Regions from separate parts of the Mus musculus genome. Here region 1 is linked to region 2. Evidence: chromatin loops called from intact Hi-C (ENCODE). Cell type or tissue: left cerebral cortex. All regions are shown on one strand. Links, peaks and the distances in the headings refer to the core of each region. The heading gives the core; the rest is flanking DNA.

The links. A loop is a pair of places that touch in the nucleus more often than their neighbours do. Peaks named below come from ENCODE experiments on the same cell type or tissue, not always from the same donor. Only the 100,000 strongest peaks of a DNase experiment are listed, where the experiment ranks them.
Region 1: it touches region 2 in a loop (2.5-fold over the local background); 4 of 42 quality-filtered maps call a loop at or near these places.

The regions. Positions count from the first base shown.
Region 1 is chr2:4,224,858-4,232,986 of GRCm38, reverse strand. The region is part of intron 1 of Frmd4a (FERM domain containing 4A); the gene reads right to left. Among named protein-coding and RNA genes, the nearest start is that of Gm39752, 19 kb to the left of the region's middle. In left cerebral cortex, for the core only: a CTCF peak has its summit at 4,250 (motif pointing left); DNase peaks (open chromatin) are centred at 4,223, 5,102 and 5,855.
Region 2 is chr2:4,287,125-4,295,253 of GRCm38, reverse strand. The region is part of intron 1 of Frmd4a (FERM domain containing 4A); the gene reads right to left. Among named protein-coding and RNA genes, the nearest start is that of Gm39752, 44 kb to the right of the region's middle. In left cerebral cortex, for the core only: no CTCF peak of the experiment used is centred there; a DNase peak (open chromatin) is centred at 3,980.

The DNA.
Region 1 (8,129 bases), core at 1,152-6,151, 62 kb after region 2:
CACTGTCCTGTGAAAACCTGCTCTCTGTGAAATTGGTGGAGTCGTGGTTTTGGGGATGGACCATCTGCCTGATCCCAAATGCGATTCATGAACCTGGAGGAATTTGCATTAACTGTTCCGCTGCAGCGCGAGGAATCCATTCATTTCACAGCTCTGAGCTTTTGCACTTTTTTGGACCACAGCCAGCATGCAAGAGTGTTGATCTTTTCATTAGCACCGAGGCTCCCTTTATTTTATGTTGTGTTATTGTTTCCAAATCCTCTGCCTTCGACCTTAATATATTCTATGACAAGTCCACTGTGCCTCAGCCTTCCTGACCCTCTCCTTCCTATTTCAAATCACAGGCCTTCATCTTCCACAGGTCATGTTGTGGTACATTTGTATTTACACTGGTAGAAATGGAAATAAATCAAAATGACATGTGACCCTGTCTTATTTGCAAAGAAGAAAACCTAATTAGGTAAACGGGGATGGAAATGCTGATTAATTGTTTGTTTAATCAAGGGCCGAACACAAAGCTCATTGTGGTTTTGAATCCTGGAAACAAAAGTATCTTTGCACTGTATTAGCTTCTGTTGTCCTTACAGAGAGAACATGTGGTCAGCTGTGATAACTCAGCTTCTAACAGTGCCTCAAAATTCATTAATATGAATAGCAAGTCCATTGGATTGATGATTGAATTTTCATGCATTTTCAACATGTGTTACGGAAAAACTTATTCTTAAGAGAAATTAGTTTTTAATGACTTGCAGCTTAGCAAGGGCTGGTGGTTTGCACCTGAAATCCCAGCTACATGGGGCTTGAAGAAGAGGATCACAAATTTAAAGCCTGCCTGAAAAACTTACAGAACAACGTCCTGTCTCAAATGCAGCAACCAACAAAGGGGTTTGGGTATAGGTCCGTGGTAAAGTGTGTATCAGTATGCGTGTGCAAGGACCCAGGCTCAAACTGCAGTACCTGATTTATATTTTCTGCTTCATAAAGGGAAGAAAGGGTTATCTCGACCTGAGAGCATTTGGGAGAATCTGTAGTTAGGGAGGATTTTATTATAAATTCTCTTCATATTCAGCTCATAGGAACATGGCTGCTTTCAACAATGATCTAAAGGATTGATTTTTTTTCTTGTCTCCCCCCCCCCCTTTTCTTGAGAAAAGTTATTTAGTTGTCTTAACATGGCAAAGAAAGCTTATCTGCAAATTCCTTTACTCATGGATCCCCCTTGAGAGCTTATATAGATGTGTATGCTTCCTTAAAACCACAAGCGAGCACCAACGGAGACAAACACCTATTACCTGAATTGGTGGTCCACTCCTGTGATCCCAACACTTGAGAGGCTGAGGCAGGAGAATAGAGAGTTTAAGGCTAGCCTGGGCTACATAGCAAGACCCCCTCCCCATCTCTAAAAATAAAACAAAAGCTGTCATTGCTGACTTGTCTGAGTGTGGAAGAACACAGGCTTGCCTCTGCCAGTTTGCCGCCGGGAGGTAAAGGACTCCGCCACTTTAAGCTCAGCTTCTTGATATCTTAGTTGGAGTGTGGAGGTTTCTGCTTCTGCCAGCTTCAGAACAATGTGACTATGACTCCAGATGCTTATGGTGTGTGAATGCTGGGAATAAACCATTCTTGTTTGCCTGAGACTGAGGGGGCTCCTCTGGGCTTGGGAATTTTGGTGTTAATGCTGGGAAAATTGAAGGCAAATCGGAAGCGGTTGGTTTGGAGTAGGCATGTAGTTTGGGGTGAGAGATACTCTGAGATGTACAACATGTCTTACTCGAATTGGGGTCAGATGTTGAAGTAAGGATAGAACGAGACAGCAGACCATCGCATCCGTTTGCACAACTACAGTCTGCTATTGTTACTATTTGGGCTTCTTCAGTTTTCTTTTCATTGATAGCAATTCCACGTGGACTGATGTGTTCAGTAAACTGGTTCTTGGTAGAATCCAGAATGGACAAGTCTGTTAGCACAAACAGCTGCCATGGCTCACTGACCTCAGTTTACCTCCATGAGAAACAGGCATCAAAGCATAAAGCCCTTTCACCCAGATATGGCCATATTTGATTTGTCTATATACCACATAGATTTCAAAGTCACTTGCAACTAATAGCTAATCTAAACGACAGTACTACCTAGGCTACATCACTAAAATGGAGGAGGAAACAGAGACTAAGAGTTATCTTTGAAGGAGACTGTTACCATAGCTTCTGTTGTACCTCAAAGGGGAGGTGGGGGTTATTTGCTATTTACAAGGGGGCAAACAGGATCCCTTTATATTTATAAAGTCCCCTTGGTATCTGGGAGGACAATAGCAGCTATGGAGGCTGACCGTCTGGGATGCAAATTCCTCTGACTTTCCCGTACTCTAATGACCTTATCTATGAAAGGGGAAAGTAATTTAGTCCCCGTGGAGAGATTTGCTGAGGTGATTGAAAAGGGAAATCAAAGACTGAACAAACCAATCACAGCTGGGTGTTTGGAAGTCACATTATGTAAGTGTATACATCTCTGTTCAGGACTCAGGCCTGCCCGTTCTGCGAGTAGAAAGTGTGCCTTGGTTAGCCCTGGACCCAATGCAATATAGCTAAGTCCTAAGTCACTTGTCTTCCTAGGCTAGTCATGATAGACTTTTAAGAAAATATGCATTTATTTATCTGTGTGTGTGTTTGTATGGGTGTGAGTGTCAGAGCGAGAGGGAGTGAATATGAATATAGGGACCAGGTTTCAGGCCTGCTCACAAGTGCCTCTAGCCCCTGAGCCACCTGGCTGGGTTCTGTTTATTTATTTCTATTAGATCCTGTGTCCTGCATCCATCCATATATCTGTCATTTGTTTACGTATCTCTCCAGCTTTGGTCTTAGTATAGTTTGTCTCTTCTGAAACTTACCCTGACCTCTGCTGGTCCGGCAGGCTGAGAGGCAGACCTAAGGGCAGACTTACACAGCTGGAGCATTTTGAGTGGCTTGCTTCCTTTCTCTTGGGGATGGAGTCTGTTATCACTAGAATGGGTCGTTACAAATATAAGCTCCCCTACCCATGCCCTTCTTGCTGTAACTTCACTTTATTATGTCTTTAATTCCTTTCTGATTTCCACCATGGGTCAAATATAATGAAGCTCGTTTTGTAAATAACTCAGCCTCAGGTAGTCTACTACAGCACGAGGAAACAGATCAAGATGTCCTCTGCCTGAACTTCCTGTCTGACTACCTATCATCTATTTATCCATTCTGGGTTGCCTTGTGATGCACACCACACCCCTTGGCAGAGAGAGGAAGATATGGCACTCTGATGGATGCTCGAGCCCCCTTTACAGTTGCTGGCTCTTGCATTAGCACCTGGGTGGTAAGGAAGGCAGCATCCTGCTCGGCTTCTGGGAAAATAGTGGGTTTTGGAACATTTTAATGATGGGGAAGGTCAAGAACTTGAATGCAGTTTCCTCTCTGCAGATCTTCCCTCCCCAGCCTCACTCCTTTTATCATATGAGATTTCTTTGCATATCTGAAGAAAGTTATCAACATCTTTCTTGTCTTTTTTTTTTTTTTTCTGGACAAATACTTTCAGCTCCATTCCAATAAAATTCAAATTTTCTTCTCTAAACACAATAGTCCTTAGCACAGTGACAAGAGCAGAGTGACCTGTCTTACTTCTTTGTGTGTGTACATGTTGATGTGCACACACACATCTGGATAGATGCACATGTTCCTCTGCACACACACATCTGGGTTGATGCATATACGTGTGTAGAAATGTGCATGCAGGATCTGAGGCCATCACTGAGTTCTTCCTTTATGGGTCTCTATCTTACTCCTGGGCATCGGGCTTTCTCACTGAATCTGGAGCTCCCTGAATGGCTAGACTGGCTTCCATCAAGCCCCTGCGACCCTCTTATCTCTGTCTCCTCTGAGCTGGGATTACAGACAAATGCTATCACTCCCAGCCCTTTCCATGGGAACTGGAAATTGAACTCGGCTCCTGGAGCTTCCATGGCAAGCACTTCACTAACTGAGCCATCTCCCCAGCTCAGCCATGTGACTCTCTACAAGATGCTTATGATAAGATCTTCTTCCTGTCCTGATCGTAAGCTGATAGCTTCGTGCTCAGAGCTAGAGAGCATTGGTCTTTTTAATGGTTTCAGCTGTGTGTGGACACCACAGGGCTTATTGTCAGTGAAGTCCTTGGTGCTGTTTCCTAGCAGCTGAAAATGCATACATCTCTCCTCTCTCCTGCTCACTCTGCCCTTCCAGCCTGCAGCAGTTCCCTCTAGAGGTTCATTCTGTCACCAGCAGATTACCCATTCTGCCTGGCTTTGTGTCATCTGCCTGACAATGTCACTGAGCAGAGGAGGGATCCCAATGAATGAGACAGTCACTCTGAAGTGTGCCCGACCTTGCTCACCTCTTTCAGCCTGCCCATCCCCCAGATTCTCTTTGCGCTGTGCTCATGTGTCTTCTAGGATCTGTCTTTGGGCTCAGCTGTTTGGCTCATGAAGACCACTGTAGGTGTGTGTATGTGTATGTGTGTGTGTGTGGGGGGGGGGGCTTGCTTCTGTCTCAACATGCTGACTGTTTCTTTCCTGTTGGGATTGTGGAATCCTGGGTTTCTATTTAATTCTGGAACTACTCTCAGTAGCTCCCCAGGGCTTCATCTGACCCCACACCTTACACAACTTCTTTTTACATCCTCCTTCATGATGTCTTGCCTCTGAGCACTGCTACGCTAACCTTCAGTTCAGGTCTGCTGTTAGGAGGTTCCATGAAAATAACACAGGGGGAAGGGAGGCTTCTTATAGCAAACACCGCTATCTCAGCCCTCATGGTTCACTTAGGAAGATAATACACGGCGCAGAGGCGGCGGAGGGCGGGGCCCCCGTCATTGATACATTGGTATCAAAGGCAAGGTGGATTAGAGGTCTTCTCTATCACAGACCTGTAAGGAAATCCTAGTTGAGAAAGAAGGTGGTGGGGACTCATCCCCTTAACCCCTATAGTCTTGTCACCACCTCTTCAAAGCCACTTTCTTGGAGTGCCCCTAGAACTTGAAATCTCTTTCCTCTCACAGCTGATCTTCCTGTCACAGTTGGCTCCCAGTGTCATCTTCTTCCCACAGGATCTGCTGCTGGCTCTCAAAGGGTATTTCCACGGGGGAGGGAAGGGTATCTAATGTGATTGCTGCTGGCCAGCTTCCCATCCATTGTCCAACTGTTCTTCATTGGTCTGGGCAGCTAGCCCCATGCATGCACAACATGAGGCGGCTTATCAGCACCATTTCCCACACAGGACTGGCGAGTCCAGCGGTGTGCTGTCACCTGCTGTAGGAGAACAAAGGCCTTCTCCCCCCATCTTCTTCCCCAGAGTGCTGGGAATCAGGCCAGCTTCATTCTGTGTTTTCAAACATGCTAGTTTCTGTGGCAGCTTTTATAATGATTATCTCCCGAGAGTCTTGGCCTCAAAACACTTTATTTATTGAGGGTGGAAAAAAATTCACCCTTTTTAACCATTAAAACCAAGAAGGTATAGTTTTACTGGAATGTTTTCCCTTGTGGGAAAATCTCTCCTTTGCCGCTTGAGGGGAGCCATTGGCCATAGTGTGCACTGACTGGATGGGACCAGCCTATGGCAGAGAGCCAGGGCTCATAGGTCAGATACACAGGTATTTTCTAGAACGTGTTTTGTGCTATCTTTCTAAGTCCATAAATTCAGCCCCTGGGCATACATTGCTTTGTGAGACTTGTACTCTTCCACGTGAGTAAGTCCAGTTATTCCCTGGGAGAGCGAAGGTGACATTCTCAGGGAGGAAGAGAAGAGCAGAAATGTCTCTGGAGTGGGTGGCACTGTGACTGTGTGGCACACACAGTAAGTATAAAATAGTAACGTGTTGCTGGCAGCAGGGAGAGTATTTATAGCAGAGACCTAAGGATGACTGGGGAGGAAAAACCCTCTGAATAGTGACTGGCGGAGAGGCTCCAAGCTGATGTTTTGTCTAAAAGATATTCTTATTTCTGCCTGAGACCTGGAAGCTACAGGATCACCAAGACAGAATATTTGTGCTGGTCATAGATCATGAGCAAGTCACACTTCCTATAGCTCCGCCTCACACAAGATGGGAAGAACATGGCCGAGAGAGAAGTGCTTGGTAGCCTAGTGGATGCGTGTTTCACTGCTACGGCAGAATCCTCAGGAGGAAGGGGCACACACACATACACACACACACACACACACACACACACACACACACACACACACACACGGGTGGGAGGCTGAGAACCTGAGAACACCACCACTGTCTGTATGTTGGTGACATACACGTGGTATGGGCACATGGCCTGGGGAAGGTACAGTGGACCTGAGAAGGACTCAGTCAGAAATCGTAGACTCTGGTCGAGGGAAATGGAATGGGGTTAGAATTTGGTGTGTCACCTGAAGCATCTGCAATTGTTTAGAGATCAAAGGTCCTTATTAGCAAGGGAATCAACTTGCCAATGAGGTATCTCAAGTACTTTAAATCTTTTAACTTTATAACTGTGACTAGTGAACTCCATAGGCTGGGCTCAGTGCCTCGAGATACATCTTTTGGTTGGTGAGAATTCTCAAGCTTTTTATATTACTCTTCTCATTACTGTGACTGAATAGCAGGCATGATGGATATGGCTTGAGGGAGGAAGGGTTTGTGAGCTCATGGCTAAAGAGGACACAGTTCATCATGGTGAGGAAGGCATGGAGGCTGGGGCACTGTGTAGCCACAGGACTGTGTTTAAGACTTCAAGGCTTGTCACATCCCGACAAACCAGAAAGTGGAGAGCTTGGTTCAGAAGTGAGCCCACTGCCTATAACCTTTCAAAACCTACTCCCATACCCAATGAGCCCATTCCTCCAACTAAGGACACTTCCTAAGCACCCCCCGCACCCCCCCCCCCAGCCTCTTTAAGCTTCATTGCTAGAGTTCAAACACAGGAGCCGACAGGCCAGTACATATGTAAACCATACCAGTTTCTGATTTTGTTAAAAAGAATTGCCCACATTAAGTATCCATTAGAGTTAACACTGAAGTGGCTGAGCTGAGGTTTCGATCGAACAGACCAGCGAGACAGCAAATGGCACCAAACCTGCTTTAACTGCAAAGTGTGAACAGGATTTCAGGAAAAGAGAGTTAAAAATGGACAGATTCCCAAAGTCTTAAAAGAGGAGTTTCACCTCTTTCCAGAGCCCACTAATCTTAGTTTTCTCTTTTTATTTCTCTCTCTTCTAAAAATATTTTATCACCATTGTGGTCATCATCATCATCATCATCATCATCATCATCTCCATCACTGTGTGTGTGTGTGTGAGTGTGTGTGTGTGTCTCTGTGTGTGTGTGAGTGTGTGTCTCTGTGTGTGTGTCTCTCTGTGTGTGTGTACACATCCATATGGGTGTTCCATGACATGCTTGTGGGAGACAGAAGACAGTTTTTAAGAGCTGCATCTCCCCTTCCACCACAGGTTCTGGGAACAGAACTCAGGTTGTGAGCCTTGTGTGACATGTCCTGCCCCCCCACCCCCAGCCCTGACCTCATTTCACAGACTGGCTTTGAACTCACACCCCTCCTTGCTCCAACTTTCCAAGTACTTAAATTACAGGCATAGCACCATGCACAGCCAGTTTCTTTAACTGAGATTTTACCCTTTAAAAGTACATTAAAGGGTGTGTGAGTGTGTGTGTGTGTGTGTGTGTGTGTGTGTGTGTGTGTGTGTGTGTGTGTGTTTGTGTAGCATAGAAAAATACCTCCCACACAGCACTAGGAAAAAATAAACCTTAAAATATTTCAACTACTTTGGAGTCAGTAGCTGTATAAAAATATCTCATTGTCTGCATTAACATTTATTTCCTGAGCTGATTTGTTGAGTCTTCATTTTCCTTAGGAAATATTTGGCCTCTTCTCATTTGCTGTCTGGCTACCTCAGCAAGATTTATTATGTGTGTATTAAGTTCCCAAGAGGAATCACGAGTGCTCTTAACAGCCCAAGCTAGTCCTTTACATCCTTTACAGGATAATTAACATGGCATCCGAAGCACAGATATTCTGGAAGATCCAACTTTGCATTCCATAGAGAGAAACTTGACATTGCTTGAGTTCAACTTAGCAAGGGGTAGCTTAT
Region 2 (8,129 bases), core at 1,258-6,257:
AAAGGATCGTGAGTTCTAGGCCAGCCTGAGGTACGTAGTGAAGTGCACTGGGGTTGACCCAGGGAGCTGACTCATGTGGCAGCAGCCCATCAATGAACAGAAGGAAGAGGGAGGTCCTGAGGGAGGTCTTAGGTTTGCTGTGATCTGCCTGAGACTGGGTCTCGGGGTATTGTAGGTGCTCTGGTATGGTATGGAGGGAGGGTTAAAACAAACAAGCAAGCAAGCAAGCAAGCAAGCAAGCAAGCAAGCAAGCAAGCAAACCAGGTGAAAAAGGCAGGAGCATGGCTCCAGGCTGAGAGCGGCACCACAGGTGACCAACTGAAAGAAAGACATTGGTAGTATTGGTGGCCAAGGGAAGCATTCTCAGCTAGCTACAGGAGTGGGGAGGAAAGGCAGGGCCTTTAAACAGACCTCAGGGGATCTGCGATGACCAAGTTGGGATTAAACACTGGACAGTTCCAGAGAACCAGTGGCATCCAGCACCTCACTAAGCAGGCAATGCGACTTGCACTGGTTTTCCTTGTAGCTGCCTCATTCCTGGCTGGGCTGGAGGACTAAGGGAGATGTGCCAGTGTGGGGTGAGAGGGAAGGGGCACAAACAGGTCTAATTTCTACCCACCATTATCTGAGCTGGGGTGGAGAAGCTATAGCTGGGGGAGAAGCTTGGGTTTTAGTTGTTGCCATGTGGGACGAGAAAGTGATCAAAGGACAGAGTCACATGGGAGAAACAAATTTTTAACATGTCTAGGAAGTTCCTAGAGTCTGAAGGGGAGTTCTGGGAGAGAAGTCCTGTGTTCCTCCAGCACCCCAGCCTCATTCTTGTTCCTTCCAAACTTAGCCCATTCAGATGGCCCCTGCCTTGTCTTATCAGGACACACTGCCTAGTGGACATAGACTATTAAGAAGGATTCCATAAGTGAGGTCAGAGGTTAAAGTATCCCCCAAACAGGACCAAGACAACAAGCAACACTTCTGTCACCAGACCTCACCTGCCTGGGACTGGGGGAAGTTCCCCGGGTCAGTATGGAGCACTGAGTTTCTCTTGGTTTTAATTGGGGCTTATTCTTACATATCACACAATTCAAAGTGTCTGTCTTTGACCGAGCTTATCTCCCTGTGTCATGTGGAAGATGCCCTAGGAAGAATTGCAGTTGGTTTGGGACCAAGGAAAGAAGAAATAAAACTTCCTTCCTTGGTCCCATCCCCCTTTACCTTCTTTTTCTCCTTCCCCTCCATTGCCTCTCTTCCCCGCCCACCATTCTGTCTCTTCCTTTACTGGTTGGCTGGGGTGGATCTGCCCAGGTTGACTCTGATTGCCCCTGCTGAGGCAGTGTGGTGCTCAAGGCTGAGTCAGCTTGCTTCTGAGATGACATTGTCTTGTAAACTATACCCATGTGTATGATAATGGACCTTGGCCCTGCCCAAACCTCACTTAATATCTCTTCTCATTGTTGTTTGTTTGTTTGTTTGTTTGTTTTATGTTTTTTGTTTTTCAAGACAAGGTTTCTCTGTATAGCCCTGGCTGTCCTGAAACTCACTTTGTAGACCAGGCTGGCCTCAAACTCAGAAATCTGCCTGCCTCTGTCTCCCAAGTGCTGGGATTAAAGGCATGCGCCACCACGCCTGGCTCTTCTCATCGTTTATATTATGATAATGGACCTTGGCCCTGCCCACACCTCTCTTAATATCTCTTCTCATTGTTTATGTTTCCTCCATTACCTCACTGACTGATGAAGCAGCACAGCCCCTTTCAGTGGCACATCTTACTGCAGGGACCATTCTAGATGGTGATACACTTAGTTCTCGAAATGTTTTTTCAAATTGGAACTCATGTTTCCCTGGATAAAGATGAAGCAGTGGGGGCACAGAAAAGAGGCATCACTTGCCCACAGTCACACTGTAAGGGGCTCCCTAACCACTATGTCACTGCTGTGTCTCACACACTGGTTACATTTTCCTGTGGGCCCAGGCACCACAATAGCCTTTGTGGACCTCACTGTCCATCTTCCCACCTCCCTCATGCTTCATTCCATGGGGTTCATTAAAGGCTGCCCCATTGGGACACCTATCCCAGTAGTAATGAAATGTCTTCTTAGCCTTCGAACACTCAATGTTTGGTAGGTTTGGTAGGCAAATTAGTTCACCCATAAGGCTCCTGATTCAATCAACTCAAAGACCTTGCCTTCCTTTAGGCCATAGGGGAAGATGCAGTATGTGCCACAGGGACACCTTGAGATAATCGGGTGTCATGGAACTTCCTGAGATCTTTAATGCAATGATCACACTGTAGAGATTGTAGAAAATATTAATGCCTGTTGTGGTGGAGATACCGGTATTCTGTCTGAGCATGCCTGGATCACCAAACAAATGAATGTTGACCTGCTGGTAGCATGGCTTAAGTTTTCACTCATGAGGTCTTGTCCACAAGCAGCAGCAGCAGTGTGTATGTGCATGCCTTTGCTTATGTGAAGGTGTATGAATGTGTGTGTTATGTGAAAGTGTACATGTGTGTATATCAGTGCATGTATGTGCATGCATATGGAGGCCAGAGGACAAGCTCATTTGTCATTTCTCAGCTGTCATATATCTTTTATTTTTGATAGTCTTCCATTGGCCTGAAAATTGCAAATAGGTTAGGCTGGCTGGCCAGAGAGCTCCAGGCCACTGTCTGTTTCCATCTCCCAGTGCATGGATTACAAGAGCATATTGCCAGGCTTGGCTTTGGTTCATGTGGTTTCTTGGGATGGAACTCGAGTCTCCATGCATGCAAAGAAAACATTTTCATTGACTGAGCTGTTTCTCTAGGCCAGCAGGAGGATTTCACTCTTTTGTATGAAAGCTCTTCACTCCTTGCCTTAATATGCTTGGTTCCCATCAGCACCTGACTTGCCCTTGACTGCTTGAGGCCACTCCAGACACTGAGAGGCTGCAGCATTGAGCGGATGGCCACTCTGCATGGTGGGAATAGCTTATTGCATATGCTGTGAAGAGTGATGTCATGTCTTGGTCCCAGGGAATCAATACTATTGCCAGGATGCCTGTGTGATTAAGCAGGTAATAAGTTGACCTGTGGGGCTGGCTCTGTGGATGGGCTTCAAGATCATTTTGCAAAGCCCTTTTTCATGTTCTGTCAGCTGTAGATAGATTTTGATAACTAGCATCGATCCGCCATGTTTATGAAGTGCACTTTGCACAGGGTAAACTGTGTAATTACATCTGGAATGGCAAAATAAATAATGCCCTTATCTGTGGTATTGACTTCCCAGAATTAGCTGGATATGTATGGTGCACTTCTAAGCAGAACCGGTACATGTTGGCTTTTGATTTTCAATAGGCTTGGCTCTCTCCCGTCAGGCATCCGAGATACTTAGTTAGCTAAGTGCTGGGTGGCAAATGACCAACTCTTAAACCTGTTTCTCATTTGTATACTTCCTTTCTTGTTTTTTTCCAGACAGAGAACTTGAACATATAATTTTCCTCTATAGAATGGATCCCTATAGTTGAAGGAACCCTTCCAGCACTGCAAAGGAGAGTGGGGCCTTTCCTTGATGGTGTCTGATTCTTCCCTCTCCAATACTCAGGGAACATGGGCATTACTACCAAAGGCAATTGTTACCCTTCACCATGAGTCTCATGTTTTCCCAATGAGATGGGACAAATCAACTTGAATTTGTCAGAATGACTGGCATCTCCTAACCTCATGCTGTGGGAATATGGTTTATCTTGAGTGCGCACCCACTAACCCGTACATCAAAATGTCAGAGGGCTTCCCAGTACAAGTTCATGGCCAAAACGGGTAAAATACCTTCAATGGAGCAATTCTTAGAGGCAAATGATGATGAATAGAGGATTCTGTTACAGTTTTCTTGGCCTACCCCACTCTGTTTGCATTCTAAGCCTCTACAACAGAAAGAAAAGTTGTGAAAATTGCTTGAGATACTGAGTCACGTGGTGAGAACAAGGGTGGTAAGACATGACACCAGGGGGCTGGACAGATGGCTTGGGGGAGGGAGGAGCACTTGTTATGCAAGCATGAGCAATGGAGACAGGAGAATCCTCCCATGTTTTCTGAACAGCTAGCCTCATCCACAGAGTAAAAAAATCAACAAAGAGAATTAAAAATTTTGGAAGATGAGCACCAATACTCAAGATTGGCCTCTGACTTCTACATATTTGCTGTGGCATGTGTGGGCCTGTATACACACACACACACACACACACACACACACACACACATTATCACCTGCATACTATAGAACAGTATATTTGGGACTTCTGTGCTGGGTAGTTTTATGGCAACTTGACACAAGCTAGAGTCATTTTGGAAAGGGGAACCCTCAAGTGAGACGTTGCCTTCACCGGACTAGCTTGTGAGCGACCCTGTGGGAGTATTTTCTTGATTGATGAATGATGCAAAAAGGCCCAGCACACAGTGGGTGGAGCCACTTCTGGGCAGGTAGTCCTGAGCTGTGTAAGAAATCATGTTGAGCAAGCCTCAAGAAGAAACCTAGTAAACAGTATTCCTGTGCGCCTCCTGTTTCAGTTCCTGCCCTGAGTTCTTGCTTTGGCTTCTCTCAGTGATGGGCTTACAAGCTGTTAGGGGAACTAACCCTTCTGTCCCCAAGTTGCTTTTGGTCATGGTGTTTCATCAGAGCAATAGAAACTATAAGGAGGGCAGCCTCATTCTATGAGAAAAGGGAAGCCATTACAATGTATACTTTTAGCAAGGAAGCGACACTCATTCTGAGGAGCTGATTGACAAAGAGTGAATGAAGGAATGAAGGTCAACTGGGTAGTCACAGGCTATTGCAGTAGTCCAAATGGGGAAAGGTAAAGTCTAGAACCTGGATATTACTCTTCTATAAATTCTATCTGGGAGACTAGAGAAAGAATGTTATCTGTTATGACAGATGCATAGAAGGAGGGGGAATTCTGACAAGATGCTGAGTGGCTTCTGGACATGCTTAGTTTCTGGTGCTTGGATGTTTTGAGATGAGATTTAAGAGAGGAGTCAAACCGGAAAATGTAGCTCTGATTTTCAACATCACTCGAGCAAACACTAGACATGGTCTTTTAATGAAAAGCATAGGATAGCCATTCAACAATGGGTAGACTTACTTCTTGTGAACACTGGAGATCAAGTTCTTCAGCACTTTGATTGAACACTGAGCCTGGAGAGAGGGGCCAACAAGAATTCCAAGCAAAGGAGGACTGGACGCAGGAGAGATATAAAGGGGGCCCAAAAGGATGATGAGCAAGAGAGGTATCAAGAAGACAGCTATTCAGGAGACCAAGAAGGGAACTCCTCTAACAGATGAAGGATGGAAAGGTCTAGAAAAGATACACCCCACCACAAAATGGAAGTGAACTGAGCCTAATAAAGCTTCCAAATTGACATAAGTCATATAACTCTATTGAAGTTCTTAAATGGCTGATGAGAATATGGGATATTAAGAAAATATTAGAAGGAGACAATTATTAATTCCAGGAAAAACATAAAGTTGTAAAGCCCATCAGGATATGTAGTTATAATTTATTCTATCTCTCAGATATAAACAATATTTTGTTAGCACAATAAAACTAGGTGTTACATTAAACTGCAACATCAGTCCATCAAGAATACAAGTGGGGAAAGGAGCAATGTGTGTGTGAGTTGGGGGTGGGGGTATAAGAGACCTGCAGACTGAGAAGATGGCCCAACAAGTAAAATATTTATCCTGACAGGATGAAGACCTGAGTTCGATCCCAGGAACCAACCCAACTTACATTTTGTTTTCAAAAGAACTGGAGAGGTGTATACAGGTTCATCCTTGAAATTCAATGGTTGTACTTGCTGGTTTTGTGTGCCAACTTGACACAAGCTGGAGTTATCATAGAGAAAGGAGCCTCCCTTGAGGAAATGCCTCCATGAGATCCAGCTGTAAGGCATTTTCTCAATTAGTGATCAAGGGTGGGAGAGCCCATTGTGGGTGGTGCCATCCTTGGGCTGGTAGTCCTGGGTTCTATAAGTAAGCAAGTAAGCAGGCCAGGGAAGCAAGCCATTAAGTAACATCCCTCCATGGCCTCTGCGTCAGCTCCTGCTTCCTGACCTGCTTGAGTTCCAGTCCTGACTTCCTTGGTGATGAACAGCAATATGGAAGTGTAATCTGAATAAACCCTTTCCTCCCCAGCTTGCTTCTAGGTCATGATGTTTGTGCAGGAATAGAAACCCTGACTAAGATTAAACCCTGACCTTCATGAGCTTTAGACCAGTGAGAGACTAACACCTGTCTGCTAGCTTCCAAATGTGTGTGCTCACATATGGATGTGCATTCACACATATGTATGTACCTCTGTACACAGGAACATACACATACACCAAAAGTTAAATCCTTATCTGTCAGGGTGGCAGCATACAATTTCAAAATTAGGTATTTAAGAAATTACTATGTAAATACATGTGGTGGTTTGAGTAGTAATTCCTGTCCCCCAAAAGGCTCATATATTTGAATGATTAGTTACCAGGAAGTGGAACTGTTTAAAAGGATTAGAAGGATTAGGGGTGTGGCCTTGCTGGAGTAGGTATAACCTTAATGAAGGAAGAAGTATTTCACTGGGGATGGGATCTGAAGTTTCAAAAGCCCATGCCAGGTCCAAGCTCTCTCTTTCTCTTTGTCTGCCTGCAGATTGGGATGTAAGTATTTCTCCAGCATCATGTACTGCTATGCTCTCTGTCACAGTAACAATGGACTAACCTCTGTAACTATGGGCAAAAACCGTAGCTAAATGTTTCTTTGTTCATTGTGTCTCTTCACAGCAATATAAAAGTGTCTAAGATAACATATTATTAAGAAAACCACCAGATATAACATTTGGAAGAACATGATTTCAGAGGGACTCAGAGGTTGGAAGGAAGGGATTGGAACCTGGAAGATTTCTTCATAAACCTTCTAGTATTCGACTTTTATGTTCATGAAATTGCCATGCACAAATGTTGATAAGAATCAAAATAAAGTTGCAAACAGAAGGAGCAATGTTAGAGGAAGCTTGAGCCAGATAAGAACTCAGCATAAGGGGGCTGGAGAGATGGCTCAGTGGTTAAGAGCACTGACTGCTCTTCCAGTGGTCCTGAGTTCAATTCTCAGCAACTACTGGTGGCCCACAACCATCTGTAATGTGATCTGATGCCCTCTTCTGGTGTGTCTGATGACAGCTACAGAGTACTTATATAAAAATAAATAAATAATATTTAAGAAAGAACTCAGCATAACAGGTTAATAATGAGAAAGTTCTGGATGGTCATAAGAATGTGCATATGGAATGCTGGCAACAGAAGCTAGACAGAAGAGTCGAGAGCTGGAGGCATCTGCCTCCTTTTGAAAGGATAGATTCAAGTGTAGATAATCAAGCTATTTAATGCAACAAAGAATGTTTCATGACATCTGCTTGGTTTCCTGTTGTCCTTTTTCTTCAGTTGGTCTATGGAGAGGTCTTGGAATGTCCGTGGAAGGCAGAGCCACTGAGCTATGCCTACTAGAGATGAGAGATAAGCAACAAGTCTTCTCATCTTCTGAAACAAGAGGAAGATGGACTGACAGCAGAAGCAGTTCACATATAACAAGAAATTCTATACTTGCTATTCTTTTAAAATATTTATCATTAATAAAAATTTTAGATGTATGCATTTGTTTGGCAGGGGGTATATATGAGTTCAGTTACCCTTGGAGGCCAGGAGAGGACATCAGGTCCTATGGAGCTGGAGGTAAAGGTGGTGTGATGCGGGTGCTGGGAACTGAAGGCAGCTGCACAGCTGCAGCTAGCGAAGCCCCACGTGGTAACAAGGGATTATGAAACAAGTGATGTGACCGACTCTCTCATCTTACAGAAGCCTTGGTGCGTGCTGACTGGCAGCCTGTTTTCAGGTTCAGAGAGACACTGTGCCAGGGGAAAGAGACAGAGCAGGGCAGTCAACATTCTCCTCAAGAGCATGGGCGAACAAACTGTCCAATTGGGATCGGAAAAATGGTTAGAATAATCAACTGAGAGATATTTATTTAAAAGGATGGGGCATTTGAGAGCATCCTCTTGAAGAGGGAGAGCATTGCCAGACATGGAAACAAGACTATGGGAGTTTAGAGGGAGTAGAAGGG